Linked DNA regions of Homo sapiens: region 1 is linked to region 2. A link is an interaction called in ENCODE POLR2A ChIA-PET data of the cell type or tissue named here. Cell type or tissue: OCI-LY7. All regions are shown on one strand. Links, peaks and the distances in the headings refer to the core of each region. The heading gives the core; the rest is flanking DNA.

Evidence for each region. Peaks named below come from ENCODE experiments on the same cell type or tissue, not always from the same donor. Only the 100,000 strongest peaks of a DNase experiment are listed, where the experiment ranks them.
Region 1: POLR2A ChIA-PET joins it to region 2 with 5 read pairs; 5 of 35 experiments call an interaction of 5 or more read pairs at or near these places.

The regions. Positions count from the first base shown.
Region 1 is chr11:9,478,596-9,490,067 of GRCh38, reverse strand. ZNF143 (zinc finger protein 143) reads right to left here. Exons shown (of 16, transcript NM_003442.6): 7 at 10,522-10,596. Among named protein-coding and RNA genes, the nearest start is that of ZNF143, 23 kb to the right of the region's middle. In OCI-LY7, for the core only: no CTCF peak of the experiment used is centred there; a DNase peak (open chromatin) is centred at 9,937; H3K27ac peaks cover 1,856 bases.
Region 2 is chr11:9,367,583-9,379,612 of GRCh38, reverse strand. No RefSeq gene overlaps it. Among named protein-coding and RNA genes, the nearest start is that of IPO7, 11 kb to the left of the region's middle. In OCI-LY7, for the core only: no CTCF peak of the experiment used is centred there; no DNase peak of the experiment used is centred there.

The DNA of each region.
Region 1 (11,472 bases), core at 8,973-11,472, 100 kb before region 2:
GGACAACAGGTGAGTACCACCACACTCAGCTTGTTTTTAAAAAAAAAATTGTAGAAATGGAGTCTTGTCATGTTGTCTAGGCTGGTCTTGAATTCCTGGCCTCAAGCAATCCTCCTGCCTCAGCCTCCCAAAGTGTTTGGATTACAGGTGTGAGCCACCATGCCCAGCCCAGTGTTTTTTAAATACATATACAAGTGTAGAGTTTTATTTTAGTAGAATTGGCATCAAGCTTTATATGATTTGTAAAGGCAGATTTCAATTGAAGACTCCAAATTAAGAGAAAAGGACTCTTCTTCCTATTCTCTTCCCCTCCTTTCTAACAGCACTATGAAATGAAAGTGCTTACCAGCTTTCCACATCTGCCAAACTAAGCCCAGCTGCTCACACCTTCAGACTAGGTAGCGGCAGCAAATAACTCCAGAGAGACTCATATCTGAATCTTTTCTGTTATTCTATTGCTTCCTCCTAGGCCAATTTATTAGGAGCTTCGATTCTGGTATGAAACATATACCAGGAATTTGGCATCTAATTTAGTTAAGCCAACGAAACAATGTTGAATTCCTAACCAATGATGAGTATTGGACATTTTTTCCAAAAATGTACTTGTTTTTGCTCCCATTCTTAATGTCTATAGTGGAGACTTTAAGAACTTAGGGTAGTAAAATAAGGGTCAGAAAATTCAGTTTAGGGAGAACTACTGAGGTCTCTGAATGTGTGCCTGTGGGGTGGGGACATGGGTGACAACAGCAAGGTTTCTTATTTCTAAGCCAGCTGAAGTCACTAGCATTTGGCATGCTAAGAGAATTATAAGTAAGGGCAGTGTCCAACAGAATTATTTCCACTAGTATCTAATTACTCAAAACAGACCTCTCTTAAAGGCATTCTCACAAAGTACAGTAGGATGAATACCTGTACAAACACCCAACTAACAAAAGGAACCTCTGGAAAGAAAACTACAAAAATAGCAATGACCTACAGTATACAGTAGTTGGAAAAATAAAAGGCCAGGGAGACACAGTCAAAAAGCCATTCTGGCTTTTACCTCAATGCATAGAGTATTTGGGTGTGATAGGATTCCCTCCCCTTGTATTGGAAATGTTTCCTTGCAAAGATCTTTATCTCCAATCTAGGCTAACATTTACCTTCTCAATTCCCAAATAAATCTTTTTTTTTTCTATTTGGAACCTGCTTTGCACTACTACCTTCTTATTCTATTTCCAATTAACTACCCTTTATACCTATCCCTCCATCATAACTCCCTACCACTTCCTATCACAACATTCTAAAATAATAAATATTTAATAAATGATTGGCAAAATACCTACTTTCTAAAATGATAAATAAAATACTGTTCCTGCCTTTGTAGGGCTCTCAGTCTAGCTAGTAAAACTGTGCTATTAATGAAGGATTATAATAGAATATAATAATTGTTATCACAGGAGTCTATGAAAAGATCTAACAGGGCAAAATGCAAAAGTAGGGAGATGTAGGTTAGGGCAAGCTGTCTAGGGGTGAAATTTGAAGACTGAAGAAGAGGACTGGGGAGTGCTGTCTAGGCAGAAGGAATAGTATGGTCAAAGGTTTGGAGTGTTATCTAGAAGAAGTGGAAACAACATGAGAGTATTATGTTTACATAATAGAATGAGTTTCATGAAAATGAAAGTGTAGGACCAAGTTTGTGAAAAGCAATAAATACTACCCTGAACAGCAAGCCTAGACAATGAAAGCCAAAGGAAGGTATTAAAATATTTTAAGTAAGGGACAAGCCAAGATCACCTCTGTGTTTTATTCTAATTAGTTAATTAATTAATTTTTTTCAAGACAGGGTCTCGTTCTGTTGCCCACAATGGAGTGCAGTGGTGCAATCTCAGGTCACTGTAACCTCCGCCTCACAAGTTGAAGCAATTCTTGTGTCTCAGCCTCCCCAACGGCTGGGACTACAGGTATGTGCCACCATGCCTGGCTATCTGCGTTTTAGAAAGAGAACTACAGTAATAGCGGGGAACAGACTGAAAAGACAAATGAGGTAGGGAGCCCAAAAGAAGTTTGTATAATCATAAATATGCAGGAAAGAAGTCATAAAAACAAACCTAGGATAATGACTGTGGAATAGAAAGCAATAGCTGATTCTACAGATGTTTTAGGGGAAAAAATGGACAGAATCCAAAACTCAAAAGCTAAATTAAAAGACCAAAACTATAACAGGTATTTCAGGGTTATGCAGCATGAGATATGTGCAGTCTCTGTCAAAGAAACAGCAATCTGATATGTCATCACAAGTGAAAACTCTCAAGGGCAATTTTGAAGCTAACACCAGTGAAATACTAATCAGCTTCTAAAAACCATGTATAGAAAATGACTTCACTGGTATTTAAACTTAATGTATGTTCTGAGAATTAAGACATAACCTTGGCCGGGCGTGGTGGCTCACACAGTGGCTCCCAGCACTCTGGGAGGCCGAGGCAGGCGGATCATGAGGTCAGGAGATCGAGACCATCCTGGCTAACACGGTGAAACCCCATCTCTACTAAAAATACAAAAAATTAGCCAGGTGTGGTGGTGGGCGCCTGTAGTCCCAGCTACTCAGGATGCTGAGGCAGGAGAAGCATGAACCCGGGAGGCGGAGCTTGCAGTGAGCTGAGATCATGCCCCTGCACTCCAGCCTGGGCAATAGAGCGAGACTCCGTCTCAAAACAAACAAACAAACAAAAAGACATAACCTTAGCTCTGCCATAAACTCACCATGTAACGTTGTGCAAGATACATAGGGCCTATCTGCCTGTCTATAAAGGACATACTGTGGCCAGGTGCTGTGGCTCACGCCTGTAATCTCAGCACTTTGGGAGGCCAAGGCAGGCAGATCACTTGAGGTCAGGAGTTCGAGACCAGCCTGGCCAACATGGTGACACCCCATCTCTATTAAAAATACAAAAATTAGCCAGGCGTGGTAGCAGGCACCTGTATTCCCAGCTACTCGGGAGGCTGAGGCAGGAGAATTGCTTGAACCTGGGAGGTGGAGGTAGCAGTGAGCCAAGATCACGCCATTGCACTCCAGCCTGGGTGACAAGAGTGAAACTCCGTCTCAAAAAAAAAAAAAAAGGGCCAGGTGCAGTGGCTCACGCCTGTAATCCCAGCACTTTGGGAGGCTGAGGCAGGTGGATCACGAGGTCAGGAGATCAAGACCATCCTGGCTAACACAGTGAAACCCTATCTCTATTAAAAATACAAAAAATTAGCCAGGCGTGGTGGCGGGTGCCTGTAGTCCCAGCTACTCGGGAGGCTGAGGAAGGAGAATCGCTTGAACCCGGGTGGCAAAGGCTGCAGTGAGCCGAGATTACACCACTGCACTCCAGCCTGGGTGACAGAGTGAGACTCTGTCTCAGGGAAAAAAAAACAAAACAAAACACATTGTTCTAAGTCAATAATGTTTTTTCTTTTCTGAAGGAGTCAAACGTCTTTCGCAGATAAAATCTTACATGGCATTCTACTGTGTAAAACACACAGAAAAAGGAACTGGAGCTGCTGGCCTTGGCAGATGAGGGTGGATCAGAGATCTGCTAGTCCCTGACAGGATTCCTGATACCTCAAAAAACAGGGCTTTTATATATATATAATATATATAATATATTATATATATAATATATATAATATATATTATATATATAATATATTATATATATTATATATATAATATATTATATATAATATATATATAATATATATATAATATAATTAGCGCCTAGGACCATTATATTCTAAGGAGGTGCAAATTCCAGAGGTAGATACAAGACTGGAGCTAAGATTAAATTCCAAGGTGACCTCATAATAAAGAGGCTAACTGACATTTATTGAGCAGTTGCATTTATGTGATGCACTGTGGTGGCTGCTTTACGTACACTGTCTAATTGGCCCCCATGGCTATCCAATGAATTCAATATCAACTATGATTTACAAATAGAAAAAATGAGACTCAGAGGGGCTTAGTAATGTAACTTGCCCATGGTCAAAAGCTGGGAAGTGAGATTTGAAGGAGTTTGGCTCTAGAGCTCAAGCTATTAACCAACCAGGTTTCAGGATGCTGTAGTCCAGTGGAACCTAACTGGCAGAGCTTCTGTAATTATAGAGTGAGAGACTCAGTAGGGTTGAGGATAAACATTGCATTGTATTGTCTGGTTTAGTACTTATAATCCCATTTACTGTAACGGCCTAATGCACATGGCAGCTATAACTTACAATCTGGTGTTTGTTAACTTGTATGATGTAAATAATCTATATTCTTGGGGGAGGATAAAATAAAAACAACTTGAATTTTTAAAAATGTATTCTCTTTGAAGAAAGGAAACAATCCTAGAAGTGTGGCACCAGAGGAATTTTTAAAGAACCATGAGACACATCAGCACTGCCAGGAAGATTAAGAAACAAAAACAAGGCCAGGCACGGTGGCTCCTGCCTATAATCTTTGGGAGGCCAAGCCAGGTGGATCACTTGAGGGCAGGAGTTCAGACCAGCCTGGCCAACATGGCAAAACCTTGTCTCTACTAAAAATACAAAAACTAGCTGGGCATGGTGGTATAAGCCTGTAATTCCAGCTACTTGGGAGGCTGAGGCATGAGAATCACTTGAATCTGGGAGGCAGAGGTTGCAATGAGCCAAGATTGTGCCACTGTACTCCAGCCTGGGTGACATAGCGAGACTTCTCAAAAAAAAAAAAAAAAAAAAAGAGAGAGAGAAAAAAACAACAACAAAGCAGATTTCTAACAATAATTACTATCAGGCAGTAGATCCCTCACTTTTTATTTTTACTAATCTATACTATTTGGATTTTCTAAACATAAACATGATTACTTTTATATTTAAAAATATGTAAAATAGATACGTAGAGTAAGATTACGGGTCATTTTGGGTTTTCTTCTTTGTACTTTACCTGAATTAAAAAAAACACTAAAAATATTATCTTAAAAAATCTTTGGCGGCCGGGCGCGGTGGGTCACGCCTGTAATCCTAGCACTTTGGAAGGCCGAGGCAGGCAGATCACGAGGTCAGGAGATGGAGACCATCCTGGCTAACACAGTGAAACCCTGTCTCTACTAAAAATACAAAAAATTAGCCGGGCGTGGTGGCGGGCGCCTGTAGTCCCAGCTATGCAGGAGGCTGAAGCAGGAGAATGGCGTGAACCCGGGAGGTGGAGCTTGCAGTGAGCCAAGATCGCGCCACTGCACTCCAGCCTGGGCGACAGAGCTAGACTCCGTCTCAAAAAAAAAAAAAAATCTTTGGCCAGGTGCGGTGGCTCACGCCTGTAATCCTAGTGCTTTGGGAGGCTGAGGTGGGTGGATCACTGGAGGTCAGGAGTTCAACTGGGAGGTGGAGGTTACAGTGAGCCAAGATCAGGCCATTGCACTTCAGCTTGGGCGACAGAGTGAGACTCCATCTCAAAAAACAAAAAATAAACAAAAAAAAAAAAACACCAAACTTTTGCCCCTAAGATAACCATGGATCTAATTAATACCTTTCTTTTAGAGGTAGAAAAAAAGAGACTTAGAAAAGCAAGGTTCAGGCTGGGCACGGTGACTCACGCCTGAAATCCCAGCACTTTGGGAGGCCGAGGCAGGTGGATCACTTGAGGTCAGGAGTTTGTGATCAGCCTGGCCAACAAGGTGAAATATAAAAAACATTTTTTTAAATATTTCTTTAACAAAAATATAAAAAATTAGCCGGGCATGGTGGCACGCTCCTGTGATACCAGCTACTCAGGAGGCTGAGGCAGGTGAATCAGTTAAACCCAGGAGGCAGTGGCTGCAGTGAGCTGAGATCAGGCCACTGCACTCCAGCCTGGGCAACAAAGCAAGACCCTGTCTCAAAAAACAAAAACCACAAAAAACCAAGTACTAGGTTCTCAACCTTAAATACGGTAATTAATCATTTTAGAGAATGGTGAAGTCATGAACTTCTGATCCAGCACTAATGAAGAGAAATATAATAAGTCACAAGTGCAAGCCACATATGTGATTAAAAATTTACTGAGCTGGGTGTGGTGGCTCACGCCTGTAATCCCAGCACTTTGGGAGGCTGAGGCGGGCGGATCACGAGGTCAAGAGATTCAGACCATCCTAGCCAACATGGTGAAACCCCCTCTCTACTGAAAATACAAACGTCAGCTGTGCATGGTAGCATGTGCCTGTAGTCCCAGCTACTCGTGAGGCTGAAGCAGGAGAATCCGCTGAACCCAGGAGACGGAGGTCACAGTGAGCTGAGATCATGCCACTGCACTCCAGCCTGGTGACAGAGTGAGACTCCATCTCAAAAAAAAAAAAAAAAAAGAATTCCGGCCGGGCAAATTGGTTCACACCTATAATCCCAGGACTTTGGAATGTCAAGGCAGGAGGATAACTTGAACCAACACTGCACCATTGCACTCCAGCCTAAGCGACAGAGCAAGACTCAGTCTCAAAAAATAAATAAATAAATAAAATAGGGGTCAGGCATGGTGGCTCACACCTGTGGTCCCAGCACTTTGGGAGGCCAAGTGGGCGGATCACAATGTCAGGAGTTCGAGACCAGCCTGGCCAGCATGGTAAAACCCTGTCTCTACTAAAAATACAAAAAATTAGACAGGCACGGTGGCATGTGCCTGCAGTCTCAGCTACTCGGGAGGCTGAGCAGGAGAACTGCTTGAACTGAGCAGGTGGAGGTTGTAGTGAGCTGAGATCGCGCCACTGCACTCCAGTCTGGGTGACAGAGCGAGATGCCGTCTCCAAAAAAAAAAAAAAAAAAAAAAAAAAGGCATGTTGGCTCACACCTGTAATCCCAGCATTTTCAGAGGCTGAGGTGGGTTGATCACTGGAGGTCAGGAGTTCGAGACCAACCTGGTCAACATGACGAAACCTCATCTCTACTAAAAATACAAAAATTAGCTGGGTGTGGTGGTGCATGCCTGTAATCCCAGCTATTCGGGAGGCTGAGGCAAGAGAATCATTTGAACCCAGCAGGTGGAGGTTGCAGTCAGCCAAAATCACATCACTGCACTCCACCCTGGGCAAGAGAGTAAGACTCCATCTCAAAATACATAAATAAATATAATAATAAAATAAAACAAAAAATCTCTAGTAACCAATTGAAAAAAATTAAAAGAAACAGGTGAAATTAATAGTAATTATTTTGTTTAACACAATATGTCCAAAATATCATTTCAACGTTATCAATATAAGAAATTATTGATATTTTACATTATTTTTATCGTACTATGTCTTCAAAATCCACTTACAGCACATCTCAATTTGGACTAGTCATATTTCAAGTGCTTAACAGCCACATATGGCTAGTGGCAACCGTATTGGACATTGCAGATCTAGTCTGTAAGGAAGAGGTACAAAAGGCAAAGGAGAAAAAAGCTACAGTAAAAAAAAAAAAAAAAGAATCCCATTCAGTAGTCTTCTATTTGTCTACTGGTACCAATACCAAATGGTAATATGTCTACAGATAAAGAGTAATGGGATTTTTTGGCCGGGTGCGCTGGCTCACGCCTATAATCCCAGCACTATGGGAGGCCGAGGTGGGCGGATCATGAGGTCAGGAGATCGAGACCATCCTGGCTAACACAGTGAAACCCCATCTGTACTAAAAATACAAAAAATTAGCCAGGCATGGTGGCGGGCACCTGTAGTCCCAGCTACTCCAGACGCTGAGGCAGGAGAATGGCGTGAACCCGGGAGACGGAGCTTACAGTGAGCCGAGATCGAGCCACTGCACTCCAGCCTGGGCGACAGAGCGAGACACCGTCTTAAAAAAAAAAAAGAGTTGGGGCCGGGTACAGTAGCTCACGCCTGTAATCCCAGCACTTTGGGAAGCCAAGGCAGGCAGATCATGAGGTCAGGAGATCGAGACCATCCTGGCTAACATGGTGAAACCCTGCCTCTACTAAAAATACAAAAAATTAGCCGGGCGTGGTGGCGGGCGCCTGTAGTCCCAGCTACTCGGGAGGCTGAGGCAGGAGAATGGCGTGAACCCGGGAGGCAGAGCTTGCAGTGAGCCAAGATCGAGCCACTGCACTCCAGCCTGGGCGACAGAGTGAGACTCCACCTCAAAAAAAAAAAAAAGAGTAATGGGTTTTTTTAATGACATTTTGCCTCAGCAGTTCTGAATTCCTAGTTACGTTTTGAGTTCTGAAATTTTTTTTTTTTTTTTTGAGACAGTCTCACTCTGTTGCCCAGGCTGGGGTGCAGTGGCACAATCTTGGCTCATTGCAACCCCCACCTCCCAGGTTCAAGCGATTCTCCTGCCTCAGCTTCCCAAGTAGCTGGGATTATAGGCGCACACCACCACACCCAACTAATTCTTGTATTTTTAGTAGAGATGGGGTTTTGCCATGTTGGCCAGGTTGGTCTCAGACTCCTGACCTCAGGTGATCCACCTGCCTCGGCCTCCCAAAGTGCTAGGATTACAGGCGTGAGTCACTGGACCCAGCCTACAACTGCTTTTCTTTAAAATATTCTATTATTTTAAAATGTACTTGTCAGTTACCAATAAGACAGAGAACTTATTGGGCCACTCCAACACTCCAAGCCACTGACCTATAACTCCCGCACATATTTACCCTGTGTTTGCATCTTAGTAGAGGTTGACTTAGGTGGATTTGACATAGAACTGTATAAAAAATACTGAAGTCTCATTTTTTGGGAGGTGGGGGAGAACAGGGTCTTGCTCTGTTGCTTAGGCTGGAGTGCAGTGGCACAATCAGCTCACTATAACTTCAAACCACGGGCTCAAGGGATCCTCCTGCCCTCGCCTCCCAAACAGCTGTGACTACAAATGTGTGCCACCATGCCTTGCTAATTTTGTAATTTTTTGTAGAGATGGAGTCTCACTTTGTTGCCCGGGCTGGTCTCAAACTTCTGGGTTCAAGCAATCTTCCCACCTCAGCCTCTCAAAGTATTGTGATTACAGGTGTGAGCCACCACACCTGCCTTAAAGTCTCATTTCATTCACAAAATATGAATATGAATTGAGACCTGAAAATTTTGCTACGAATCACACAGCATCAAAGCTGATGGGCTTAGTGAACTGAAAACTGTGTTTATTCTATTGCCACTTTGTAGCATCACTTCAGCTGGTAAACAGAAATATTGGCTATTCAGCAACGCGTAGAAGCATAATATTTCTTTTTCTTTTTTCTTTTTTTTTTTTTTGAGACAGTTTCGTTCTTGTTGCCCAGGCTGGAGTGCAACAGCGCGATCTTGGCTCACTGCAACCTCTGCCTCCTGGGTTCAAGCGATTCTCCTGCCTCAGCCTCCTGAGTAGCTAGGATTATAGGCACTAGCCACCACACCTGGCTAATTTTTTGTATTTTTAGTAGAGGCAGGGTTTCACCATGTTGGCCAAGTTGGTCTCAAACTCCTGACCTCAAGTCATCCATCCGCCTCAGCCTCCCAAAGTGCTGGGATTACAGGCATGAGCCACCACGCCCGGCCAGAACCATATTTCTACAAGTGATTTCAGTGATTCCTGTTATTTTATCACTTACTATTAATATAAATGTAAAATCTTCTTGATAACCCCTAACAGTATCACTCAATGTCACTAAGTGGTCATGTTAATGCTCAAGGTTATAAATGTGACCCTGAGTAGTAACTTTAGGAGTTAAATATAATAAAACTCTGAAGAATGAAAAAAAAACTACTATAAAGGAACAGTCAACAAAATATTAGAGAAAATTGCTGAGAAAATAAAGAGCAGCATTAAAGCAGGAATGTACTACAATGATTATACAAGCTCCAAGCATACCCTCCACACGAACATCCCAACACAAAAACAATTCTTGAATAACATAAGTTTTGAATTTTTGATTGTAGGAGATATGCAAGAATGCACCTGGGACTACTTTGTACTTACTACAAAACTTTTAGAAGCACTGGTGCTCTGGGCTGTTACTTAGGTAAGGGGCAGCCAATGACTGGACCCAGGGTGAACATTTGAACCACGGGAAGCCAGCCCACAGGCCACCTGCAGACCAGGAAGCAGTCTGGTAGAAAAAGTATAAACAGCTTTGTCCAAGATTAACTAGGCTGGACTCTCCCTTCAGAAGTTGAAAAGGAAAATATGGAGGGAATCAGCTGGAAGAAGAAGAAATTTAAAAATACAAAAAGCAAAGCAGTGAGGATTATTTAGAAAGAGTCATGATGAAGTCCCAGAAAAAGTATCCACAAATTGCCATGCCATGGGTGGGGGCAGTCAGGAAGTCACCTGGTCTCCACAACTGCCTTGTCCAGAAAACTGCCTTGGAATCCAGCACACAAGCTTCACCTGGATTTCTGTGATACTTCCATTTCTTTAGCATCATTTTGCATCCACCAATGAACACTGGGACCTCAGGCAGTTTGAGAAAGCTGCTGCCCAATACATACATTGTTTTTCTGAACTGGTGAGATTTTCCTAGAGAGGTAGTGAGTTACCTATTCTTGCTTTCATCCACAGAAGGGCACAGAAATGCTAAGCTAGATTTTTATATTAAAAAGTAGCTTTACATACCTGCATTTTTTTCTCTTGCTCATTTTCTCCAATCATTCCAGTACCTGCTACACTTTCACTTCCATCAATGGACACCTATAGGAATAAAATAAAGCTTTAAAATGTTTTACATTTTGATAATGGTTTAGGCTGGTTAAGTACATGGTTCAGGGAGAAGCTTGCAAAAAAAAAGAAAAAGAAAAAAAAGTACATGGGGCTTCATTATCATTTATTTTTGTGTATATTTGAAAATTTCCATAATAGGCTGGGCATGGTGGCTCATGCCAGTAATCCTAGCACTTTGGGAGGCTGAGGCAGGAGGATCATCTGAGCCCAGGAGTTCAAGACCAGCCTGGACAAAAGAGCAAGACCCTGTCTCTATTTATTTTGTTTGTAAAGAAAAAAAAAAAGAAAATGTCCCTAACAAAAGTGAAATAAAACCTTTTAAGTTATATGAGAGATACATGTTCAATGCAGGGGAAAAAAAAAATCAGCTCTTTTGATATAAAACTTGAGACTTTACTTTTCCTAATCTATAGTTCCTACTTCTTAATTCATAAGCAGTTCCATTTACACTTTATTATTTCTTTTATAGCCCTTCATCCTCGTATATCTTTCGGTGAATTACCTGCCACTCATTTCTCTTCTATAAGTCTTTACTCCATTCCCTTTTTTTTTCCAATCTTTCCACACTTCACTTAAGATAAATGCTGATCTCTTTGATACTAACTGATTTTGACTTTGAGTTGCTAGTGTCTTTTTTTTTAATTTCTGAATTTGAGACAGGGATCTATGCTCAAACAATCCTCCCACTTTGGCCTCCCAAAGTGCTGGGAAGTTATAGGCGTGAGCCATCACGCCATGCCCAGCCAAAATTGGCCAGGTTTTTTTTGATGAGGTGTACTTTTTTGTTTTCTTTTCTTTTCATGAAAAATAAAGAAGCTATATCTGCAACATTCTTGACATTGTGAA
Region 2 (12,030 bases), core at 3,516-6,015:
GAATGTTTACAGTTCCTAAAGCCCCAGTGGGTGTGTGTTATAGGATGCTCTTTTAGTTTTGCTGTCTATAGGTGGCTTGTGTTAACCAGCTCAATTAGATCCCCTACCTTGTTGCAAGGACAGAGGACTTTCTGTATCCCCGTGTACCGGAACAATTGGATCACACCTGGGTTTGGAGAATGAGTGCAAGATTTTATTAAGTGGAGGTAGCTCTCAGCAAATGGGGGAAATGAGAAGGGGATGGAGTGGGAAGGTTTTCCCCTGGAGTCAGGCCGTTAGCGGCCTGGGTTTTCCTCCAACTGCCCCAGCCAAACTCCGCCTCCTTCTGCTTCTGCCGGTCGGTGGCCTACCGGCATGCCAGTGCCTGTTAGCGCGACCCTCTTGATGTCCAGCCACCTGTGTGTTCCTTCACCGATGTGCTCCTCTTGACGTCCAGCTGCCTGTGTATTCATCTGCTGATGTGTTCCTCTTGATGTACAGCCGCTTGTGTGTCTGCCTGCTACAGTCTCAGGGGTTTCTATAGGCACAGGATGGGGGCGTGGCAGGTCAGGGTGGTCTTGGGAAATGCAAAATTTGGGCAGGAAATGCCTGTCCTCACGCAGGTCCATAGGGGTGGAGCCCTAGTCAGGGATCATGCCTTTTTCTTTTCTTTTCTTTTTTTTGAGATGGAGTTTCTCTCTTGTTGCTCAGGCTGGAGTGCAATGGCACGATTTGGGCTCACCTCAACCTCCACCTCCCAGGTTCAAGCGATTCTGCTGCCTCAGCCTCCCTAGTAGCTGGGATTACAGGCATGTGCCACCACGCCCGGCTAATTTTGTATTTTTAGTAGACACGGGGTTTCTCCATGTTGGTCAGGCTGGTCTCGAACTCCCGACCTCAGGTGATCCGCCCACGTCGGCCTCCCAAAGTGCTGGGATTACAGGAATGAGCCACCACTCCTGGCCATGGATCATGCCTTTTTCTACTCAGCATTTACCTTCTCCGCTTCCATATCATTTAAAGGGATCACACTCTTCCCTTCCCAGCATTCCCATATCAATAGTACCAAGCACCCAAAGTCATCTTAGAGCCCAGGCTGATTTTGTCAAGATATTCACAGATATTGAAACCCCGCATTCTATACTTCCTATGTTATGCCTATTTCAAATAGTCAAAACATTTTAGACCAAATTTTTCATAAAGTTTTGGGGTTTGTTTTTTTTTTTTTTTTTTTCAAATTTTCTTTTTCTTTCTTTTCCTTTTTTTTTTTTTTTTTTTTGAGGCAAAGTCTCACTCCATCACCCAGGCTAGAGTGCAGTGGCATGATCTCCGCTCATTGCAACCTCCCCCTCCTGGGTTCAAGCGATTCTTCTGCCTCAGCCTTCTGAGTAACTGGGATTACAGGCACACACTACCACATCTGGCTAATTTGTGTATTGTTAGTAGAGACGGGGTTTCACCATGTTGGCCAGGCTAGTCTTGAACTCCTGACCTCAAGTAATCCACCCGCCTTGGCCTCCCACAGTGCCAGGATTACAGGTTGTGAGCCACAGTACCCAGCCAATTTTTCATTATATTTTTAAATAAACTAGTCCTCTTATTCATTTTTACGCCTTGGCAAGATTTGTACTCTAAACAATTCAAAACGCAGGGGGAAAAGGACAGACATCGATTCTGTTCTGAGGCATGTACACACTGTGTTGCCTCAAGTAAAACATTTCATCTCACTGTCCCTAATTTTATTTTCCATTCTGTAAAATGAGTAAATAGTCCTATCACAGGCTACGAAAATTATTCTGAAGATCAAATAAAGTTTGAAAATCTTTTGCAAGCATAAAGTTCAGTAATGTAAATTGTTGTTGGTTGTCAGGAAAGGGCTAGGGAGAAGGAAGGTAAGAGGGCAAGGAAGAGTTGAAGTGAAGAAACAGAGACTTTCTGCAGAGCATTGTTCCCGGTAGCTGCGAGTCCTCACATTCAGCAGTTTGATACCGTTTGTGAATAAAACAGTATATTCATAGGAAATCTAGTCAATCTTCTATTGAACGTAGTCACTGAAGACCATTTTCCTTTTTTTTTTTTTTTTTTTTTGAGGGACAGAGTCTTCCTATGTTTCTGACACTAGCCTCAAACTCCTGCACTCATGAGATGCTCTGGCCTCAGCCTCCCAAGTAGCGGGGACTACAGGTGCACATCACCATGCCCAGATAATTTTAAAAATTTTTTGTGGCAATAGAGTCATATTTGCCCAGGCTGGTCTCAACCTTCTGGCCTCCAGCAATCCTCCTATCTCAGCCCCTCAAAGTGCTGGAATTATAGGTGTTACAGGCGTGAGCCACTGCCTCAGTACTTACTACCAGTAAGTACTTTCTTTTTGTCTTTTTTTTTTTCACTCAGCATGTTTCTGAGATTATTTTCATGATGTTGAGTGAATCAGGAATTCCCTCCTTCTTGTTGGTAAATGGTAGTCCATTCAGTTGATATACAATTATCTATTCATCTGCTGAAGGATGTTTGGGTGGTTTCCAGTTTTTAGCTAATGTAAATAAAATTGATATGTATATTTCTATATACAAGTCTTTGTGTGAATATATGCTTTCATTTCTCTGGTAAATAGCTAGGAGTGGAATGGCTGGTTTGCATTGTAAATGTATATGTAAATTTGTAAGAAACTGTCAAACTGTTTCACAAATGGGTTGTACAATTTTATATTCCCACCAGCAATTTATGGGCATTCTGTTGTTCCACATCTTCACCAAAAGTTGGAATTCTCGGTGTTTTTAAGTGTATCCAGTGGAGAGGATATGTAGTGTTACAACATTATTCACAGTATGTAGTTCTCTGATGACTAATGATGTTGAGCATGTTTTCATGTGCTTTTTGCCATTTGTATCATCTTTTGTAAAGTGTCTGTTTCAATCTTTTGCCCATTTAAAAACTAGATTGTTGGCTGGGCGCGGTGGCTCACACCTGTAATCCCAGCACTTTGGGAGGCCGAGGCGGGCGGATCACAAGGTCAGGAGATCGAGACCATCCTGGCGAACACGGTGGAACCCCCTCTGTACTAAAAAAAATTACAAAAAATTAGCCGGGCATGGTGGCAGGCGCCTGTAGTCCCATCTACTTGGGAGGCTGAGGCAGGAGAATGGCATGAACCCAGGGGGCGGAGCTTGCAGTGAGCAGAGATCGTGACACTGCACTCCAGCCTGGGCAACAGAGCAAGACTCCATCTCAAAAACAAAACAAAACAAAACAAAACAAAACTAGATTGTTGCCTTCCTGTTACTGAGTTGTAGGAAACTCTATGAATTCATTTTGTCAGATTTCATCATTGTGTATATTTTCTTTCATTCTGTGTCATGTCTTTCCATTTTCTTTTTCCTTTTTTTTTTTTTAGACAGTCTCGTTCTGCCACCTAGGCTGGAGTGCAGTGGCGCAATCTCAGCTGACCACAACCTCTGCCTTCCAGGTTCAAGTGACTCTCCTGCCTCAGCCTCCTGAGCAGCTCGCTGGGATTACAGGCACGTGCCACTGCACCTGGCTAATTTTTGTATTTTTAGTAGAGAGGGGGTTTCACCATGTTGTCCAGGCTGGTCTTGAACTCCTGACATCAAGTGATCTGCCTGCCTCAGCCTCTTAAGTGCTGGGATTACAGGCATGAGCCACCATGCATGGCCAAGGCTACAAATCTCCACAGTACTGAATACTGTAAGCAATTGTAACACAATGGTAGTATTCATGTATCTAAACATAGAAAACATACAGTAATATGCTATTATAATCTCATGTTCACTGTCCTATATGCAATCCATTCTCCCATTCTCGACTAAACCCTCATTACATGTTGCATAACAGTAATAGATTTTTACATGTTGCTTTGCTAGGATAAACCTCATTTGGTCATGGTGTATTGTCATTTTTACATATTACTGGATTCAATTTGCTAATTTTTTTTTATTTTTTTAACAGAGTCTCACTCTGCCACCCATGCTGGAGTACAATGGTATGATCATAGCCCACTGCAGCCTCAAACTCCTGGGTTCAAGTGCTCCTTCTGCCTCAGCCTCCCAAGTAGCTAGGACTATAGGCGCATGACGCCATGCCTAGCTAATTTTTAAAAAAATTTTTTGTAAAGACAGGATTTTACCATGTTGCCAAAGCTGGTCCAAAACTCCTGGCATCAAGCAATCCTCCCACCTTGGCCTTTTGAAACTCTGGGATTACAGGTGTGAGCCACGGAGCCTAGCCAATTTGCTATTTTTTTTTTTTTGAAATGGCGTTTCGCTCTTGTTGCCCAGGGTGGAGTGCAATGGCGCGATCTCGGCTCTCTGCAACCTCTACCTCCCAGGTTCAAGCGATTCTCCTGCCTCAGCCTCTGGAACAGCTGGGATTACAGGCGCCCGCCACCACACCCGGCTAATTTTTGTATTTTTAGTAGAGATGGGGGATTCACCATGTTGGCCATGTTGTTGAGTGAGTTTTCTTGTTTTTCTTTAACAAATGTTGGGATTTGACCTGGTTAGCAATTAAATTATAGAGTTCAGTTTGATACTTACAAATCGTGTTTAAAGTTTTTTTTGTTTTTTTTTTTTTTTGAGACGGAGTCTTTGTCTTGCTCTGTCGCCAGGCTGGAGTGCAGTGGCGTGATCTTAGCTTACTGCAACTTCCGCCTCCTGGGTTCAAGTGATTCTCCTGCTTCAGCCTCCTGAGTAGCTGGGACTACAGGTGTGTGCCACCACGCCCAGCTTTTTTTTTTTTTTTTTTTTTTTTTTTTTTTTTTTTGTATTTTTAGTAGAGACGGGGTTTCACCATGTTGGCCGGGATGGTCTTGATCTCTTGACTTCGTGATCCACCTGCCTCGGCCTCCCAAAGTGCTGGGATTACAGGCGTGAGCCACCACGCCTGGCCAGTTAAAGGTTTTTAAGATCAAGTCTGCAGGGGGTGGGGGGGCAAAGGGAGGGAGAGCATTAGGACAAATACCTAATGAATGCGGGGCTTAAAACCTAATGACAAGTTGATATGTGCAGCAAACCACCATGGCACATGTATATCTATGTAATACATTCTGCACCTGTATCCCAGAACTTAAAGTCAGAAAAAAAGGGAGCGGGCACGGTGGCTCATGCCTGTAGTCCCAGCACTTTGGGAGACCGAGGAGGGCGGGTCACCTGAGGTCAGGAGTTCGAGACCAGCTTGACCAACATGGAGAAACCCTGTCTTTACTAAAAACACAAAATTAGCTGGGCATGATGACGTACTCCTGTAATCCCAGCTACATGGGAGTCTGAGGCAGGAGAATTGCTTGAACCCAGGAGGTGGAAGTTGCGGTGAGCCGAGATCGCGCCATTGCACTCCAGCCTCGGCAACAAGAACGGAACTCCGTCTCAAAAAAAAAAAAAAAAAAAAAAAAAAAAAAAAAAAGCTATACAACCATAAAAAAATAAATAAATAAAAGAAAAGATAAAATCTGTTAGTATTTACTATAGGGCTATTTTACTATACAACTAATGTGTGGCCTTTTGGGGGTTTCTACTAATGCCCCCCAAGGAATCAACAAGCTTTCTCTAGTCTAGTGTCCTAGTCCTGTGAGATCTCTAGGAACTCTTTTTTTTTTTTTTTTTTTTTTTTTTGAGACGGAGTCTAGCTCTGTCGTCCAGGCTGGAGTGCAGTGGCGCGATCTCAGCTCACTGCAAGCTCTGCCTCCCAGGTTCACGCCATTCTCCTGCCTCATTCTCCCGTGCAGCTGGGACTACAGGTGCCGGCCACCATGCCCGTCTAATTTTTTGTATTTTTAGTAGAGACAAGGTTTCACCGTCTTAGCCAGGATGGTCTCGATCTCCTGACCTCATGATCCACCCGCCTCGGCCTCCCAAAGTGCTGGGATTACAGGCGTGAGCCACCGCGCCCGGCCTCTGGGAACTCTTTAGCTAACCCCTTCCTTGGTTATTATTTGTCCAAGCTGTGAGGTTTCACCCTGCTTATAACCATCTTAATATTCAGAAAACGTGGAGGGGGACCCCATGTGGATTTCTGGAGCTCTTTTTCTGTGTAACCCCTCTTTTCAAAAACCATACTGCTATCTCCATCCACCTCAGCCTCCTAAACTTCAAACTCTTTCTCCTTGACCCAGTGAGACCACAGTGATGTTTATGGGAACCCCTTTCCTATGCTATGGTCCAGAATGAGCCTTTAAATAGAAAACTGGAGAAATTGGAGGGCTTACCTCTTTTGTCTTCCTTCTCTCAGGATCACAATTCTGATCTGCTTCTTGTCTGATGTCTGAAAACACTTGTTTCATATATGTTTTCCAGTTCCTAGTTGTTACAACAGGTGGTGTCCCTTGTTACTTCACCGTGGTTCGAAGCAGAAGACTCTTTAGCTATTACAGAGAAGTGGATATGCTCTTCGTCATCTTAAATATTCAGGGTAATTATGAGGATCAAAGGAGAAATCACCCATCAGATTTATTCTTCTAACTTACAATGGAAAAGTTTTCTTTTATCTGCTCGCTCCTAATGTGGGATAGATATGCCACTTACTTTGCATAGTCTTTTAATATGCAGAGCCAGCACAACAGGTAGACTCAAGGAAAAATAAAGTCAGAATGTTTGTGAAGTAGCTTTGGCTCCAATACCCAGAAAACTCTGACCTCAGGTCAGAGTACCCTGTCTCCCAGGCAAGAAGTCTATGGTTGGGTATTTGGTAGCCTTCATTTTCTAGGAAAACAATCTGAGAGATGACCCAGAAACTCTAGCTTTTAGGTGGCAAAAATTACTCTAGTCAGTCATAGAGCTTCACTACCATTTTCCTTTAGTAAAAGGAGCATTAGTCTCAAAGACAGACAGACTTGGGTTGAATCTGGACTCTACGGTTTCCTAGATTTAACATGATGGTCTAACAAGAAATACTCTAGATGAAGTTAATAGACAAATAGCAGACTCTGTAAAGATATTTACCACATCTAAAAGCCACAGAGCATCATTATTAGGTAGACACGTGGAATTCCTATAAGCCAATACAAATAAGACTGAAAAAAGTGGGAAAATATTAATAGGCAATTCATGGAAGAGGAAGCTTGAATTCCTGAATAGGATGTAAAGAAATATTTGAGGTGGCCAGGCACAGTGGCTCACAACTATAATCTCAGTGCTTTGGGAGGCCAAGGAAGGAGGATTGTTTGAGGCCAAGAATTCAAACACAGCCTGGGCAACTTAGCAAGACCTTGGATCATAGTTCTGCAGGCTGAACAAGAAGCATAGTGCCAGCATCTGCTCCTGGTGAGGCCTCAGGAAACTTACAATCATGACGGAAGGCGAAGGGGGAGCTGGCATATCACATGGTGAGATAGGGAAAAAAAGAGAGGAGAGGAAGTTCCAGGCTTTCTTAAACAAGCAGATCTCCTGTGAACCAATACAGCGAGATGTCAATCATTACAGTGAGAATGGCATAAAGCCATTCATGAGGGATCAGTCCCCATGAAGAAATACACCTCCCACCAAGTCCAACCTCCAACACTGGAGATTACATTTCAACATGAGATTTGGAGGGGACAAATATCCAAATGTATCAGCTGTGTTCCCAGTTCTAGGTTTATATTTCAGAGTATATTCTTTATCACTTTTTGGTGGTGGTGTTGCAGGGAGAAGTAGGCAGCAACCCAGATACCTATCACTAGGTCAATGGAAAAGACAAAAGTAGTATATTCACATCATGGAGGGCTGGTACAGTGGCTCACACCTTTAATCTCAGCACTTTGGGAGGCTGAGGTGAGAGGATCACTGGAGCCAGGAGTTCAAGATCAGCCTGGGTAACAAAATGAGACCTTGTTTCTACAAAGTGAGACTCTGTCTCAAAAAAACCCCCAAAAAACAAAGATGCAAAGCAAAAAGTGTTTATATATTTATTTATTGGGGGAGACAGAGTCTCACTCTGTCACCCAGGCTGGAGTGCAGTGGCACGATCTCGGCTCACTGCAACTTCCGCCTCCGGGTTCAAGCAATTCTCGTGCCTCAGCCTGCCAAGCAGCTGGAACTACAGGCACACGCCACCATGCCTGGCTAATTTTTTGTATTTTTAGTAGAGACGGAGTTTCACCATGTTGGTCAGGCTGGTCTCGAACTCCTCACCTCAGGTGGTCCGCCCGTCTTGGCCTCCCAAAGTGCTGGGATTACAGGCATGAGCCACTGTGCCCAGCCAGCTTTCAAGATTTATTTTCTTTGGCCAGGCACGGTGGCTCACGCCTGTAATCCCAGCACTTTGGGAGGCCAAGGTGGGCAGATCACAAGGTCAGGAGATTGAGACCATCCTGGTTAACACAGTGAAACCCTATCTCTACTAAAAATATGAAAAAATTAGCCGGGCGTGGTGGTGGGCACCTGTAGTCCGAGCTACTCGAGAGGCTGAGGCAGGAGAATGGCGTGAACCCGGGAGGCGGAGCTTGCAGTGAGCCGAGATCGCGCCACTGCACTCCAGCCTGGGTGACAAAGCAAGACTCCGTCTCAAAAAAAAAAAAAAAAAAAGATTTATTTTCTTTATCTTTGGTTTTCAACTGTTGGACTATCATGTGGCTAGGTATGGCTGTCTTTATTTTTGCCTTTTTAGATTTTTTACCATTTATGAAATTTGTTGAACTTCTTACAGCTATTCTTTTATCAGAATATATTTTGTTGCCTTGATTTCCTCAGATTTGGCCTGTCAGAGGCTCTGCAAGCTGGCTCCTGTGTCCTTGTAATGTCATCTGTTTTTATCAAATATGGAGAACTTTTGATCTTTTTTTCTTTTTTTTTGGAGATGGATGGAGTCTCACTCTGTGGCCCAGGCTGGAGTGCAATGGCATGATCTCGGTTCACTGCGACCTCTGCCTCCTGAATAGCTGGGATTACAAGCAACTGCCACCACACCTGGCTAATTTTTGTATTTTTGGTAGAAATGGGGTTTCACCATTTTGTCCAGGCTGGTCTCAAACTCCTGACCTCAGGTGATCCACCTGCCTCAGCCTCCCAAAGTGCTGGGGTTACAAGTGTGAGCCACTGCGCCCGGCTGCATTATTTCTTCAAATAGTTTTTTCTGATCCAATTGCACCCTCTTTTCTTTCTGGGACTCCAATTACATATGTATTAGGTCATTTGATATTGCTCTAAAAGTCCGAGGCCACTTTTGTTTTTAAATTTGTATAAATTTTAGGGGTGTCTGTTCATTTTTCTATAATTTCTTAACATTCTGTTCTTCAGAATGAAAACTTTCTATTGACCTATTAAGCCAAATATAATCTGCTGTAAATCCCATCCAGTTAATTTTTTATTCCGGCCATTGTAATTTTCAGTTCTAGAACTTCCATTTGGTTCTTTTTTATGGTTTCTATTTCTGTTAACTCATTAAGATTACACTTTTCTTTCTTTCCATAAATATATTTTCCTTTAATTTTTGAACTTATTTTTGATAGCTCCTTTAAATTCTTTTTCTATTTTTTTTTTTTTTTTTTTGAGACAGAGTCTCGTCCTGTTGCCCAGACTGGAGTGCAATGGTGCGATCTTGGCTCACGGCAACCTCTGCCTTGCAGGTTCAAGCAATTCTCCTGCCTTGGCCTCCTGAGTAGCTGGGAATACAGGCACGCAACACCATGCCCGGCTAATGTTTTTTTTTTTTTTGTATCTTTAATAGAGACAGGGTTTCACCATGTTGGTCAGGCTGGTCTCGAACTCCTGACCTCATGATCCGCCCTCCTGGGCCTCCCAAATTGCTGGAATTACAGATATGAGGCACCGTGCCCGGCTTTTTTGTGTGTGTATGTGAGACAGTCTTGCTCTGTCACCCAATGGCAATGGCACTGTCTCGGCTCACTGCAACTTCTGCCTCCTAGGTTCAAGCGATTCTCCTGCCTCAGCCTCCCGAGTAGCTGGGACTACAGGTGTGTGCCATCACACCTGGCTAATTTTTGTATTTTTAGTAGAGACAGGGTCTCACAATGTTGGCCAGGCTGGTCTCGAGCTCCTGATTCTCCTAATTCCTGACCTCAGGTGATCCACCCACCTCGGCCTCCCAAAGTGCTAGGATTACAGGCGTGAGCCACTGCTCCCGGCCTAAACTCTTTTTTGGTAAGTTTCACATCTGGGCCATCTTGGGTTTAATTTGTATAGACTGCTTTTTCCCCCACCTTGACTATGGATTTTATTTTCCTCATTCTTTGTATGTCTAGGCCAATTTTTTGTTTGCTTGTTTTTGTTTTGAGACAGAGTCTCACTCTGTTACCCAGGCTGGAGTGCAATGGCACTATCTTGGCTCACTGTAACCTCCGCTTCCCGGGTTCAAGTGATTCTCCTGCCTGCTTTAGCCTCCTGAGTGGCTGGGATTACAGGCACCCACCCCCCTGCCCAGCTAAATTTTTTGTATTTTTAGTAGAGACGGGGTTTCATCAGGTTGGCCAGGCTGGTCTTGAACTTCTGACTTCAGGTGATCCACCTGCTTCGGCCTCCCAAAGTACTGGGATTACAGGTGTGAGCCACTGAGCCTGTCCGGAACAACTCTCTTGGGCAATTGGACAGACAATGAATAGACTCCCTTAGGTCAATCAGATGTGTCAAAGGTGACAGAGTCCTATAGTTATAGAACAAGATGACCTAAGATGGGTCTGTGGGAGTGGAAGATGCTTGCTCCAATGCTCCAATACTGGGAATACGAAGTAAAGCAACTTGGCCTGATCTTAGGTATACCAAATAAGAATAAGCCTGGGGTTTGACACTGATGGCAATAATTGCCAGGATCAGTCATTCAGATTTATTTGAGTAGGCTAGTAGTTCTTTCTGTAATCTCCTCTGTACTATTATTAAATGATATCCATAGATAATACAGTCAAACTAACTACACACTTCTATTTAAGAAAATCAATATTGTGCGCTAACTGTAATATAAAGAAGAAATAAAAAGAAGGTTATTTATGGTAACATATTTCAATATATAATTGCATGGTGGCTCATGCCTATAATCCCAGCACTTTGGAAGGCCAAGGCAAGCAGATCACTTGAGCTCAGGAGTTCAAGACCAGCCTGGGCAACATGGCGAAACACTATCTCTGCAAAAAATACAAAAATTCGCCAGGTGTGGCGGCATGCACCTGTAGTCCCAGCAACTCAGGAAGCTGAGATGGGAGGATGGCTTGAGCCCAGGAGGCAGAGGTTGCAGTGAGCCGAGATTGCGCCACTGCACTCCAGCCTAGGCTACAGAGCGAGACTCTGTCTCAATAAATAAATAAATAAATAAATGAATAAATAAATAAATAAATAAAGTAGTAGTCAGTTGCTAGCAACTATACGTAGCAAAATCATGCATGTTACAGCTGCAAATTCTGATTGATACATGCATGTTGTGCAGGTGACTCAAATACCACCAACACCATTGCCATCAATAATGTAATTTTCTGAAATGGTATAACCAACCCCTAGCACGGTGTCTGGTACTCAGTTAAAATGCAGCGGGTTTTTTTTGAAATAAAAAAAATCTGAAAGCCAATGAGACCCATTAAAGGTTTTAAAAAGAGAAGTATCTGGATCAGTCTTTAGGAAGATTTAAGACTCTCAAAAAATGATGAGCTTCAGGATCTGGGTTATTTTCATCTTTGGCTCATCTCCCATTCCTACCCCATGCTTATAAGTAGTAGGCACTCAATACATGATTTTAAATTGAATTGATTTGAATCAAATAATTTCTGCAGCAAAGTGTTCACAGGACCCTTTGGTATAACATTATCTTAGGGCATAGCTCCAGAAAAGCAGCATTAATGGAAGAGAATTACTTGTCACAGTGCCCAAAGTCAGTCCTATCTCTATTTCACACGTGCAGGACCCTAGAGTCTAGAATGGAATGTTCTGGGTCCAGCTCTGTTGCAAAGAAATCTACATTCTATTAGATCATCCCAAGATTGACTAGCAACAAGAACAAAGGCCCACAATAATAGAAGTCTTTAACAAAAACACACTCTATGTAGCTGGCACAAAACATGTTCCAAATTTTGGCTGGCTGTTTGAAGGACATCTTCAGGACCTTACTATAGTGCCTGGC